2 separate regions of the Homo sapiens genome follow, and region 2 is linked to region 1. A link is an interaction called in ENCODE POLR2A ChIA-PET data of the cell type or tissue named here. Cell type or tissue: HCT116. All regions are shown on one strand.

Region 1 (4,000 bases):
CAAGTGTCCTTCAGCCATTCCTGGAAGAGGTCTTCAGTTTTCTTCAGCACCAGAAACTGGCCAAGGACAACATAGGCTTTGTCAAAGCCCCTTTCCTCCGGCTTCTTGCCCAGGACTTCACCCGGCCAGGCTCCCCACTGGCTCTTCCCCCATGGGCTCTGCCACGAACTCTCGGTGCTTTTGGAAGGTTGTCATCTTGATTAGGCCTAATCGGCAGCTTCAATTCCCGTAACAGTTCCTCCCGCCACCCCCTAGACAGACTGTTCTTTTATTTGCATACTTAAAAAAAAAAAAAAGGTAATGACAGCACATTTTGGTACAAAACTCAAACAAAAGCATATTCTGTGAAAAGCAAGTGTTCTCTACCCCCTGCCTTCCCATTTCTCTCCCTGGAGGCAGCCGATGATCCTGGTCCTTCTGTGTCCTGCTAGGAATGTTCTAGCATAAAGCTTTTAGATGCTGTCCGGGACACTAACGTCAGGATTCTGCTTGCTGAGAAGGGTTAGGAGCTGGCTGTCTTGAGACAGAAACACTGAGTATGTTTTGAGTTCATGGAGATGAAATTGTCCCTGGGAAATTTTTTGGCTTTCTTTGAGAGCCCACCAATCAGAATAAACCCTACACAGGAACAAAAGATTGTTGCCGGGTGCTGTTTGGTTGTGTCTTCTCATTAGGCGTGTTCTGATGGGAAAAGTTTCTGGGCTCCAGCCTGCAAGGTAGGAGGGACTTGTTTGCGCTAGCAGAGCTGGAAGGGATTGAAGTGACTTATCTGAGGTCACACGCCTGGCTGAGCCAGGGCAGGTCCCAGGTTTCCTGATCCCATCCTCTGAACACTTAACTCCCCTGGCCTGAATGGTGGCTGGTATTTTTGATTCCGGGAGAGTGGGAGGATGTGCTTGGAAGAGGTGTGGCCAGCACGTGAGTTTGGAGCCTGGGCTGTCCCACCACTGCCCAGCTAGTCTTGTTTGGCTGCAGGTGGGTTATCTTGTTTATTCCACTGTGCAACAAATGGAAAAAGCACCTTTGTCAATGGAGGCTTCTCTGGGGAGGTCAGCCAGAGTGGATGGCCTGGATTGTGTGTTGAGGCTTAAACATCAGAATAGAGCGCTCTAGCCGGGTGTGGTGGCTCATGCCTGTAATCCCAGCACTTTGGGAAGCCAAGGTGGACAGATCGCTTGAGGTCAGGAGTTTGAGACCAGCCAGGCCAACATAGCAAAACCCCGTCTCTACTAAAAATACAAAACTTAGCCGGGCGTGGTGGCACGCGCCTGTAGTCCCAGCAACTCAGGAGGCTGAGGCAGGAGAATTGCTTGAACCTGAGAGGTGGAGGTTGCAGTGAGCTGAGATTGCACCACTGCACTCCAGCCTGGGCAGACTCCTCTCAAAAAAAAAAAAAAAAAAAAAAAAAATGAACAGAGAGCTCTCTGACAGGAGAAGGGAGAGGGAGCAGATCATCATAAAAACCAACCACATTGCCAGGCACAGTAGCTCATGCCTGTAATCCCAGCATTTTGGGAGGCAGAGGCAGGTGGATCACCTGAGCTCAGGAGTTCGAGACCAGCCTGACCAATATGGAGAAACCCCATCTCTACTAAAAATACAAAATTAGTTGGGTGTGGTGGCACATGCCTGTAATCCCAGCTAGTCGGGGGAGGGTAAGGCAGGAGAATAGCTTGAACCTGAGAGATGGAGGTTGCAGTGAGCGGAGATTGTGCCATTGCACTCCAGCCTGGGCAACAAGAGCAAAACTCCATCTTAAAAAAAAACAAAAACAAAGCCCACAACCAACCACATTTACAGACAACTGTAAAACAGCAAAAAATCCTAATCAGTTCAGTTACTGGAGTGCAAGCCCTGTTAGCATTTTGATGTGTTTTGTTTTTAGTCATTTTTTTCATGTTTGTGTGATTGCCCACATAGTTTTAAACTTGCAGTACATACAGTCTTGAATCCTGCTTTTTTTGGTTAATTATATATAAGCAGTTTTTTTCATAGTAACATAGTTTCAGAACCCATCATTTTGGCCATGTAATATTTCATTAAGTGGATGATGAAGCCTAATATACTTAACCTAATACCTTATTAATACAATTTCTGTCTCTTTCTAATTTTTCTCTCTCAAGGAATACTGGCAAGAACATTTGTATGCTTACAGCCTTTGCTTTATATTTAGAATTATTAGTCTTTATTCAGGATGGTGGCCCAGAATTGGGCTAAGGGCTGGTGCCCATCTTAGTTCACCTTGGTGAGTTGCTGTCCATCAGAGTTGTACCAATCGCCTGCCCACAGTAATGTGCCTTTGTCATTGAACCCACCAGCAGTGGAAATGATCAGAAAACTACTTTGCACATGTAATAAGTGACAAATACACCTTTTGAAAATTCACAAGCATGGCAGCATGTGCGTGACATGTCTAACCACAGGCCCTTGTGACAGGTATTGACGTGGGTTCCTCATTGATCCAGCCCCAGGAGAGGCGCGCCCGCTGCCCCTTACGGGAAGTCTTGCCAGCTTTTGCCGACTCCCAGATGGCTGATGTCCCCAAGACCTGTCAGGAGTGTTAACTGTGGTAGGCACAGCTGTCTGCTGCGTGCTTGTTTTAGCATGTCATACATTATTACGTGTGTAACTTTATTAGCAGACTTAGAAAGCTTTCATGTTTTCCCATTGTGAAACTAAAGACCCATTGGGTCTTAATTCACATTTAGCCTGCTGACATTTTTGGGGGGCCTGTGGGATGTCTTATTTTTATATTGTGGCAGCATTTCAAAACTGAGGGAGTCTACATAAAAATCTAGATTTTTTTTTTTTTTTTTCTTGAGACAGGGTCTCACTCTGTCACCCCAGGTTGGACTGTAGTGACACAATCATGGCTCTCTGTAGCCATCATCTCCCAGGCTCAAGCAATCTTCCTGCCTTAGCCTACTGAGGAGCTGGGACTACAGGTGTGTACCACCATGCTTGGCTAAATTTTGTTTGATTTTTTCTGTAGAGATGAAGTTGCCCAGGCTGGTCTCGAACTCCTGGACACAAGTGATCCTTCCACTTTGGCCTCCCAAAGTGCTGGGATTACAGGCATAAGCCACTACACCCAGCATAAGTTCAGATTTCTGTCTCTTCTTCATTGGAGGTGTGGCAGCCAAGGGCCTATGTTCCCATATGAGGCACAGAGGAGCTGCTTCTGCCCCGGGCCACCTCCTGCCGTGATACAGAGGCCGTATTCTAGTTGCCATTGAGTAGCTCTCATGCACCCTAGTATACTTGTATTTCAGGATAGCCATGTTTTCTTCTGGGTAGAAAAACAAAGGATAGCCCAAGAGGGCCACTGTTTCAAGAACAATGCATAAGAATACAGGGAGGTGGCCGGGCGTGGTGGCTCATGCCTGTAATCCCAGCACTTTGGGAGGCTGAGGCGGGCGGATCACTTGAGGTCAGGAGTTTGAGACCAGCCTGGCCAACACGGTGAAACCCCGTCTCTACTAAAAATACAAAAAAATTACCCAGGTATGGTGGTGCTTGCCTGTAATCCCAGATACTCAGGAGGCTGAGGCAGGAGAATTGCTTGAACCCCTGAGGCAGATGTTGCAGTGAGCCGAGATCGCACCACTGCACTCCAGCCAGGGCGACAGAGCGAGATACATCGCAAATAATAATAATAATAAAAAAAATACAAGGAGGTAAGGACTAACTTGTCCTACACTTGACCCCTCCTTGTGCCTTAGTTTCCTCATCTCTAAAGTGGGGAGAATAATACTTGTCCCACAGTGTCATTGTGATGATTCAATGAGTTAAAGGAGGTAAAGCACTCAGGAGAGGATCTGGCGTGTAGCAAATGGTCAATACGTATTAGCTGCTGCTGTTATTACGATCTGTGGCATATGTGTTTGTCTCCTCCAGATGAGGAACTGAGGGGTGAATTTTGCTTGTCATAGCTTGGGGTTGGGCGATGTTACCAGCAACTAGGGTGTGGTCCAGGGGTGCTGCTGAACATCTATGATGC
Region 2 (4,000 bases), 1.0 Mb after region 1:
TCTACTCCTGGGGATATAACCAAGAGAAATAAAAACATATGTCCAAACAAAAGCTTGTACATGGATGCTTATTACTGCATTATTCATAATACCCAAAATGTGAAAATAAACCAAATGTCCATCAACTGATAAATGGATAAACAAAATGAGTTCTATCTATACAACAGTATATTATTTGGCAATGAAAAGGAATGAAGAATACTGATAACATGCTGCAACACTAATTTTGAAAACTTTATGCTATATGAAAGAAGCCAGTCACAAAAGAACACACATTATATGACTCCACTTTCATGAAATGTCCATAACAGGCAAATCTATAGAGATAGCAAATAGAGATTTCCAAGGGCTTGGGGAAGGTGGAAATGCAGAGTGAGAGAGTGGCTGCTACTGGGTACAGGGTTTCTTCTTGGGGTGGTGAAATGTTTTGGAATTAGACTGTGGTGATCGTTGCACAATCTGTCAATATGCTAAAAAAAGAACCCTATATTGTGTACCTTAAAAGGGTGAATTGTATGGTATGTAAATTATATCTCAAAAAGCTGTTAAAATTTTTGTTTTTTGAAGGCTTTTTATAATGTGTCCTTTATAAGATAGACCTTTCTAAAAAGGTCTATTAATAAAATGACATCTATTTTCTAATATATATTCTTGAATATGAAAGTTCTGGCATTCAACAAACAGACGTTGGCCTACTGACATTATCCTCTGGTATAATAGAATTCCGCCATAGTGAAATCCCTCTCTGCCCACCTTTTACTACTCTACTTGACCTTGTCTCAGTTCTCATACTCATCTTTATAAGATGAAGTCCTCGGCAGGCCCTAGATCCTGAAGGAGCAAATAATAGATGTCATCAGTGCCTATTATTTTAGAAAAAAGAAACAAGAAGACTGCAGCTGGGCTACTTATCTAAGACAACGCAACAGAATCCACTTTAAAATTTAAAAGAGTTGGCCAGGGGCAGTGGCTCACACTTCTAATCCCAACACTTTGGGAGGCCAAAGCAGGAGGATCCCTTGAGGCCAGGGATTTATAACTAGCCTGGGCAACACAGCAAGATCCCCATCTCTACAAAAAAATTTTAAAATCAGCATGGCCTGATGGTATGTGCCTGTAGTCCTAGCTACATGGGATGCTGAGGCAGGAAAATCACCCAACCCCAGGAGGTGAAAGCTGCAGTGAGCTATAATCGAGCCATTGAACTCCCATTTGGGCAAGAGAGCAAGACTGTCTCTGAAAAAAAAACTTTTTTAAGAGTTGTATTTGTAGAATTGGCACTACAAATCCATCTCTAGCATACAACTGGTATATCTTCTGGTTATCTTTGAAAGTGCACCATATCTTACACTCAAAGTAATTGCCTAATCATCCTCACATATGTAAAAAAAATCTTAAAGGATGGTCTTTCTGGCATATCCAAAAATTAACTCTCTCCAAAAGGATTCCTATACAAATTTATCTTATACCAAGTACACTATAATTAGTCAGATTTATTCATTCATTTAACCAAAATTTATTGAGCACTCACCACCTGCTAAACACTGAAACTACATAAATAAATTAAATTAGAAACAGACCCTACCATAAAAGAATTCATCACTGTGGAGAAACACAAATGCCTCGTAAACAGGCAATATGATAGTGTGCTATATAGCAGAGGAGAGTATGGTGCTGTCAGGAAAGCATTCAAAGTCAGAAGCCTAAATTCTACAAAGAGCCAGGAAGGCTGTAGACTATAACCAGGAGACACCTTGCTGAGGTTTCTCATCTGATCCTACCATTCGTTCAACGTATGGACATTCCCCCCCATCAATAAGAGTCAGGGATGGAACAACATGCTCCAGATTCCTCAATAATATACACTCCCTGCCCTCAAGGGGCTAATTTTCAAAGTATGTCAACTAGAGTACTCCAGAAACTCTTTTCTCTGATAGGGGAATGAAATAGAGAATACGAAACAAATAAAACTAAAAATAAAAGGTATTATTTCATGTATTATTTAACATACTCTACAGGAAGGGGGTCAAGATTTTAAGTTGAGATATTTTAAACTCCCTTTAGCTATCAACTCTCTGAGGGTAGAAACAGCATCTCGTATCCTCAGCCAGAATTCCTAATTCCCATTAAATACGTGTCAAATAAATAAAGAAATGAAACAATGGTAAGCAACAAATGCCATAAATACCACTTTCCTGAGCTAATTACTGATGGCATTTTACTACTTCCTTCACAGTACGCCTGTTTACTTTCTCCTTTTCTCTTCTCTTGCCCTCCCACTTCTTTCCTCTCTTTTTATCTTTATCTCTTCCTTTCTCTCCTATTTGAAATCTGCATCTTAAAGACTGCCACCAGCTGCTCTCACAGGCAATTGCTTTGCTAAGTAGGCCACAAGGATCCTAGTGAGCAATGGAGTATTCACAGTTTTCTAATTAAAAGATGCCACCTAGTGGTTACAGTTCCCTTCATCCTGATTGTACCAGGAAACATGAAAGTTAAGCAGTATTAACAAATTCCAGGTCTTCTGTGGTGCCAGCTTGGTCTAACGGCAGCATCAGATACAATGAACCCATTTCCTTTCACATCTACAACCAAGCTGTCAGAAGTAACTGATGTTGATAGTCTACGAAGCTTTGTAGTCAGGTGTATATTGACTTTATTTATTGCCCTAAAGTAGACAAATTTGTTACTTCAATTCTGGTAGAATTAAAGGTATAGGCATTGCCTGACTCAGCAGGAGCATAGAGGTAGCTTCTGCTCTTCCTGAACTCCTCAGCAGAGATGTATTCAAGGTGGCTAACTAGAGAGATTGGACACTCACCCTCTCCAGAAAGAACCAAAATTACTAATATATAACCAAAATAATCACACCTATAATAGAACATCTAGAAGAGAACACTAGTGTCCAACAGGATCTAGTCACAGGAAACACCTGAGGCAAAGAAGGAGAAGGAAGCAAGTGACCAACTCAGCCAAGATCAGCTATGAGCCCCAAGGGACTCATTATCATAGGGAAGGGTAAGTGAGAGAACCTTAACAATCCATGTCCCCACTGTGGACTGCAGCAATCCAAACCATGGGAGAGCTCCTCTACCCACACAAACCCTGATACTAGCAAGGGTGGTGATCTGGAGACCCACAAGGGCATTGCACCAGACAAGGAACTCATGCTGGGTCAGTCACACCCCCAAGGCCTAAGCTGCTACTGCAGAGCACTACTGTGAGAGCACAGCTGTCATAGGACTGCATCCTGACCTGGAAATCAGAGGCCCCATATCTCCACATTCTGGGATCTCCCACTAACAACCCCAGTGTTGACTCAAATGGCTACAGCAGCATAGCACTGGCTGGACCCAAAGGTGCTCCAGGGTCCCCAGTATTCTAGCCCATGGAAAACACTACTCCTCAGGGAATGGTGCAGTGTACCAAAAAGTTACAGTGTACCAAAGGTGCATTCTACCGGAAAGGCAGCACAAATTCTGTGCTCAAGCTCACAAGTGGAAAGATCTCCTCCCCTTCTCTGCATATTGCCATAGCAGTAGCTGTCACTAGGAACCCAGATGGGTAAGCATAATAGCTGTCTGGAGCTGGAAGCAGTGACCCTGCCTGCACCAATGGAGTGGTCTCTGTGCTCAGGTTTACACATATACAACAGGAGCCTCTCTCCTCCTCTGCACACCACTACAGCCGCTGCCACTGCTGCTATTGCCAGGGGCCAGGGTGGACAAGCCGGAGGAGCTGCCTGTCTGGGGCTGTAAGTAGTAACTGTGCCCCCACTGGTGGTGTGGCCTCCATGCTTAGACTCATACGTGAACATGGGGCCCCTCCCCTCCTTGGCATAGCAGTACAGTACTGTTGCTGCCAAGAGTGGACAAGTCTAAGAGCTGTGTGTCTGGGGCTGTGGATAGTGACCCTGCATCACAGCCACCATCAACATTAGCACATACTGCTTGGGACCCAGAGGGTCTTCTCCTCACTGCTGCTGCCACTACCCACACCA

Evidence for each region. Peaks named below come from ENCODE experiments on the same cell type or tissue, not always from the same donor. Only the 100,000 strongest peaks of a DNase experiment are listed, where the experiment ranks them.
Region 2: POLR2A ChIA-PET joins it to region 1 with 5 read pairs; 2 of 35 experiments call an interaction of 5 or more read pairs at or near these places.

What each region holds. Positions count from the first base shown.
Region 1 is chr14:68,932,797-68,936,796 of GRCh38, reverse strand. All of the region lies in intron 1 of ACTN1 (actinin alpha 1), which reads left to right. It also overlaps the pseudogene BANF1P1. Among named protein-coding and RNA genes, the nearest start is that of ACTN1, 45 kb to the left of the region's middle. RefSeq lists enhancers at 628-1,127, 1,128-1,629, 3,003-3,513. In HCT116, no CTCF peak of the experiment used is centred here; no DNase peak of the experiment used is centred here.
Region 2 is chr14:67,932,622-67,936,621 of GRCh38, reverse strand. All of the region lies in intron 7 of RAD51B (RAD51 paralog B), which reads right to left. Among named protein-coding and RNA genes, the nearest start is that of RAD51B, 110 kb to the right of the region's middle. In HCT116, a CTCF peak has its summit at 2,420 (motif pointing left); a DNase peak (open chromatin) is centred at 2,411; H3K27ac peaks cover 2,762 bases.